2 separate regions of the Homo sapiens genome follow, and region 1 is linked to region 2. A link is a loop called in an ENCODE intact Hi-C map of the cell type or tissue named here. Cell type or tissue: IMR-90. All regions are shown on one strand. Each heading gives the region's core, and the rest is flanking DNA. Links, peaks and the distances in the headings are about the cores only. Region 1 has its middle 51 kb from the start of LINC00330. Region 2 overlaps LINC00407 (long intergenic non-protein coding RNA 407).

The links. Peaks named below come from ENCODE experiments on the same cell type or tissue, not always from the same donor. Only the 100,000 strongest peaks of a DNase experiment are listed, where the experiment ranks them.
Region 1: it touches region 2 in a loop (5-fold over the local background); 2 of 110 quality-filtered maps call a loop at or near these places.

Annotation. Positions count from the first base shown.
Region 1 is chr13:44,757,243-44,760,163 of GRCh38, forward strand. No RefSeq gene overlaps it. Among named protein-coding and RNA genes, the nearest start is that of LINC00330, 51 kb to the right of the region's middle. In IMR-90, for the core only: no CTCF peak of the experiment used is centred there; a DNase peak (open chromatin) is centred at 1,789; H3K27ac peaks cover 1,257 bases.
Region 2 is chr13:44,695,595-44,698,515 of GRCh38, forward strand. The region is part of intron 3 of LINC00407 (long intergenic non-protein coding RNA 407); the gene reads left to right. All of the region lies in intron 2 of LOC105370185 (a long non-coding RNA gene), which reads right to left. Among named protein-coding and RNA genes, the nearest start is that of LINC00407, 57 kb to the left of the region's middle. In IMR-90, for the core only: no CTCF peak of the experiment used is centred there; no DNase peak of the experiment used is centred there.

The sequences.
Region 1 (2,921 bases), core at 238-2,737, 62 kb after region 2:
GAGTAAAGGAGGTGGGGCCGGGCACAGTGGCTCACGCCTGTAATCCCAGCACTTTGGGAGGCCAAGGAGGGCAGATCACTTGAGGTCAGGAGTTGGAGACCAGCCTGGCCAACATGGTGAAACCCCCTCTCTACTAAAAATACAAAAATTAGCTGGGCGTGGTGGCAGGTGCCTGTAATCCCAGCTACTCAGGAGGCTGAGGCACAAGAATCGCTTGAACCCAAGAGGTGAAGGTTGCAGTGAGCTGAGGTTGCACCACTGCACTCCAGCCTAGGTGACAGAGTGAAACCCTATCAAAAATAAATAAATAAATAAATAAATAAAGGAGCTAGGAGCTGGGGACTGCTGTCTAGCGTACTCAGGGACTATAACCATGAGGGTGACAGTTGATACCTCTGATGTATAAGTAAGCATTTAATAAGTGTTAGTGTTGTCATTATAACTGTTATTAATTAGACCCATACCTACCAAATTTGTTTATCATAAACTCCCAAAAGGAATTAAAGTGTTTTAAATTTCTGCCAGGGTGATTATAATTTATAATCACTATGCAATACAGCCTCCACCATCACTATTTGCTCTGGCAAACCTGTAGGCTGTGCTCTCTCTGCTTCCCACTCTGTTCCCCATCTTCCCCCGGCACCATATCCTTGACATCTCTTGCATAAATAGCATCTTCCCTGATACTCCAGCCTGTGGATGTATCGTACACCATCACAGAGCCTTATAGTTTTTCTTCCTAGCAACAAAGCATTTATCGCCCATGGAATTGCAGTCTTATATATTATTTATTCTTGTTTATTGAAGTCTGTCTCCTCACTAGACCCTACTTTCCATGAGGGTAGGGAGGGTCCCTGTCTTGTTTCTTTCTACACTGCTGTTTCTCCCATATCTGGCATAGGAAATGGATGAATGAGTAGTTAGAGGTCTCCACTCAACTGTGCTATGATTAGGCAAATGGAGTTGGCAGGGCGCATAGCTCTTAGGCATCTGTGTTCTATACCTTTTCTTGTATTTCCTTTCAACATATTTTGAAATTCTCATCATTTTAACTGTAGGTAAAGATCAAAGTTAATCTATAAGGCATACATTCTTTGTATGGCCAGAGTAAAGAACTGAGTAAAGAACAGAGTAAAGAACTAACTGGCCAGAGTAAAGAACCAGGCTTTCTATTTTAGAGAAACAGAAAAAAAAAATCTCCTAAGGGGTAATAGATGTCTCATTTGCATAGCCTGGTGTTTAGATCTCCTTAGTGTATTCTTATTTGTAATCATTCTGAACTAGCCATAAGCATCTTGATGAGACTCACTATCACAAACTCTTAACTCATAGCCTATGGAGAAAAGAGATCATAATATTCAGATTTTAAGTTATTAACCAGAACGTAGCACAGAGATGGGAGGTCAGCACATTGGATGTGTGAGTGGGTGTGTGCACACAAAGGAGAGGGCTCAGGGCAAAGTTAACACTGATTGGAATAGGTCAGATTGAGGAGCAAAACGTGTGTGTTTTGATTTTTCTCTAGAAAGCAGGGTTGCTAGGGAACAATAATAGCCATATCATTACCTCCTAGGATATCACAACATATACATCACAGAAGTGATACAGACAAGAAAGCCAAACACAGAACAGAGCAGAGGCAGAGGCAGAGAACGATTTTCAGATTTCAGATTTTCTGGCTCACCCTGTGTGGCGGTGGGATGATTCAGCAGGGCCAGGAAATGAGCACAACACAGCATAGTTAAGGCCTGTCTGTCTGGTTTATAGATTCTCCACCCCCTTTGCCTTTATGTTCCCCTCTGCCTACATCTCCTCAACCCAAGCCTTGCTCATTCTCCACCAGTGAGTACGCAGCAAGTAAAAGTAAACTAATATTCACTGGCCAACTGTGACTCCGCATGAGAGATGGAATATCGTTAGCTTAGCCGTTGGCTTATTTATTTAGATACAGGTTTCACTGTTCCCAGCTATTTCTGCTTTACTCCTGGTCCCACCCTCTAATACAATAGATCAGCAAGAACAAACTGCCCAAAGCTTTCTGTGTTTCTCGCTGCTGTTCAGGGCCCTGTAAGGGAGAAGGGGCGTGCCGCTTAGGGAAGACAAGCAGGGATCTGCATTAAGCCCAGTTCGTGCTACATCAGAAGAATGAATTTCAAGGGTGGACAGGTGACAGGGAGGGTAGGTAAAATAGCCAGGGCTCGGGAATGGAGTCACCCTGAGAAATTAACTGGAGTGAATACCACTGGCACTAGCAGAAGTGAAAGACAAGGCCCAGGTGCAGGTTGACACTGGGAGGAGAATGGAGTGCTAATGGTTTAGTCATGGTTTCTTTATGGAAGGCAAAGGAGAATCAGAGAGCAAGCTGCCAAATTAAAAGTAAAAGCCCACTGGAGAAGGGCTGACTGGGAAACTATGGGGTAAAAGGCTGGGAGTGGGATCGGGGAAGTGGAAGAGGGATAGGGAGGAAGGAGGAATCAAGTCATTGGCTGTCTTACTGGAGTAAGATGAGATGTCTGTCTCTCCCATGCTGTAGGAGGCCCAGCCATGACATGAGTGATTTCACACCCTGTAAAGGAGCATTTAAAAAGAAGCCAGGCAGGTTTTGAAATATGAGGCCATGGTGTGGCTGATTATATATCTTTGGCTGTTTTGTTTTTTTTTTCCCTAAGGCAATTACATTAAGTGCTTAACATCAATCCAGAAAGGAAAAAATGAGGGCACCATGGTTTTGGTGAGAGGATTTGGTGGGGGGCAGAGGGGGAAGGCTAAACTGTCTCCCTTCCAAATACAAACACTGCACATACAGAAAATAAGCCGTGTAGATCCTGAGTTCTGACTACAGTGGCGAAGGAACACACAGGGGCCTAAGAGAATGAGGTAATATTAGTTATGTCAACAGTTGCATGTTACAAATGCTGAAG
Region 2 (2,921 bases), core at 248-2,747:
AAGTTCTTATTTCTTGTTGCAAATTAATAAATTGTCATTTTGGTTTAGATAGCCGCTTCCTGAGAGCTTGAGTGATGTGGATCTGTCCCTGAGAACCTGACTCACTCTAGCAGGTTGAAACAGTCTAGTTTCCAAACCTGCAGATTAGTTTCACCAAAGTGGCACCATTTCAAAATTCCTGGGGCTTAGCACAGAGTGTTTTTCATGATCCACCAAATTGGGAGCTCCTGGAAGACGCTGGTCAGTGTTTGATTCTTCTGTGTATCACCAATACCACCTTAATTCCAAGACACCATAGGCAAGGATGATAGTCTGAATATATACATCCATGTCAGCAGCACGGCTGTTTCTGTACAATGCCAGCCCCAGTGCTGGAGCAGAGTCCTGGAGGCCACCATAGAGCCAGGTGCTAATGCTGGTCTTACGGAATTCAGGGGGTCCTGGGGAAGAGATTGCTATGTCTGCAGCAGAGGAAGGCACTGGCGAGGTTCAAGGTAGAGACGTTTTGCCAATCAGCACAGAAGTATTTTGATATTTTAGAAATTAGTAGATACAGCCATACTGGTGCATGACAGCTGAATATCAGCTGTTTGTAGGTAACACGTATTTGTTGATTCGATGAGTACCCCCCACTAAAGCATCCTTCTTATGGCTGGTGGCACTCCTCCATCTGCCTTCCCACAAAATGCCAAAGACTTTCCTGCCCAGGGCTCCTTGACCCATGAGAGAATGTGACTAAGTATGGTCTTAGCTTCACATCACATATCCTGGGGAGCTGGTGGTTCTGGTGGCTGGGACCTGAGGAGCGAGAAGAAAAGGAGTGTGGGCTGGGCCGGGGGCGGTGGCTCACACCTGTAATCCCAGCACTTTGTGAGGCTGAGGCAGGTGGATCATCTGAGGCCAGGAGTTCAAGATCAGCCTGGCCAACATGGTGAAACCCAGTCTCTACTAAAAATACAAAAAATTAGCCAGGCGTGGTGCTGGACACCTATAATCCCAGCTACTTAGGAGGCTGAGGCAGGAGAATCGCTTGAACCCCGGAGGTGGAGGTTGCAGTGAGCTGAGATCATGCCACGGCACTCCAGCATGGACAACAAGGCGAAACTGCATCTCAAAAAAAAAAAGAAAGAAAGAAAGAAAGAAAGAAAGAAAGAAAGAAAGAAAGAAAGAAAGAAAGAAAGAAAGAAAGAAAAAGAAAAGGAGTGTGGCCTCCTCACAGGACTAAGAATATAATGCATAGACCTGCTTTCGCTTTAATTTAAAAAGAAGGTACTAAAGCCCCATGTCTTTTGCAGCTATGGAATCCTTTGACAAAATTAGTTTTCTTTGTTGTGTTCTAATTTGAAAGCAAAAACAAAACAAAACAAAACAAAGCCATTCGTCTAATAATATTTGTGGCAAGGGAGCTTGATTAGATGAGAACAAAACTTCTGGTCCCCTTTAAAGTGGCATCTACTATGATGCCAACAAAGCAACTGTCTAAGAATTGCCTTCTTTAGCATTCTGCACTAACTCTTTACTGCATTTGATATTCTGCCACAAGTGATGGCTGAGGGACATCGTCACTGGGGGAGGTTGCTGAAGAACACTTGTTTACCATGTCATTCCTGCTTTGTCATTCTGGTGGTGGCTTGTCCATCACCCTCCTCACAGCACTTTAAAGGCACATGTGCAGTCAGTGAAATAGACAGATCTAAAGAGTCTTTTATGGTTAATGGTGCTGTTATTGTGAAATATGAATGCTGTAGATGTCAGTTGATAGTTTATCATGCTGTCCACAGTTTTGGCATTTTAGACCTTTCCCCCAATATTTTACTTTCCCCCTGTTTCCCAATCCCCACCCTCTTAAATTTTAGTAAACTGTATATTGTCATGCTATTGAGAAATCTAGTCTGGAAATCGTTTGGGATTTTTTTAGCTGGAGTTTCGCTGTCATCCAGGCTGGAGTGCAGTGGCCCGATCTCAGCTCACTGCAACCTCTGCCTCCCAGGTTCAAGCAATTCTCCTGCCTCAGTCTCCTGAGTAGCTGGGATTACAGGCTCCTACCACCATACCCGGCTGATTTTGTATTTTTAGTAGAGATGGGGGTTTCACCATATTGGTCAGGCTGGCCTTGAACTCCTGATCTCAAGTAATCCACCTGCCTCAGCCTTCCAAAGTGCTGGGATTACAGGCATGAGCCACCGCACCTGGCCTGGAGATGTATTTAGAGAAGGCTGTTGTTCCTTCTAAAATCGTTTATATTCTCACTAATACATATATTATCTCATAGCTTCTGAGTATGTACAGTTAGAATAAGGGTTATTTGGTACCAGCTAGTGATAAAGAGATGTCTAAACAGATAGATGGATGCCTATCCTGTTATAGTAGCAAAATATATCTAGACCAATTCTGATGATGGCTGCGATGGCAAAGCATTTGTTTCAAAGTTATTATTTTGGTGTCATCTTTTGGACATCTCAGAAAGCTCTCGGCTGAGCTAGAAACAGAGTTTCATTATTCAAAAGGAAAAATCTATTACATCTTGTGAGCCCAGAGTGAAAACAGCACGTGAACTCAGGGCTGCCAGCAGACCCTCGTGCCAGCTGGTTCAATGGGCAGAAGTGAGAATGTTAATAAACACTCTAATGAAAGGAAGTTGTTGGATAGTAATTAACATATGCCATTAGTATCTGTCCCTTTGGCCAGACACGGCAGACAGGCTGAAACCATACATACAAATGAGTGTCTGCTAGGACTGTGCACTGTGCGCGGAAGAAAGGGGGACAGTGTCATTGTGAGCGACTGGTGTTGTCAGCAGCTTTAAATCACAGGGCCACTGAGTAACAAAAACAGGGAAGGCTTTTGTGTTTTGGAACAATTGGGTGGCTTACAATTTAAAATACTTAATAAACTTATTTTTATTCTCACTTACTTTCCTT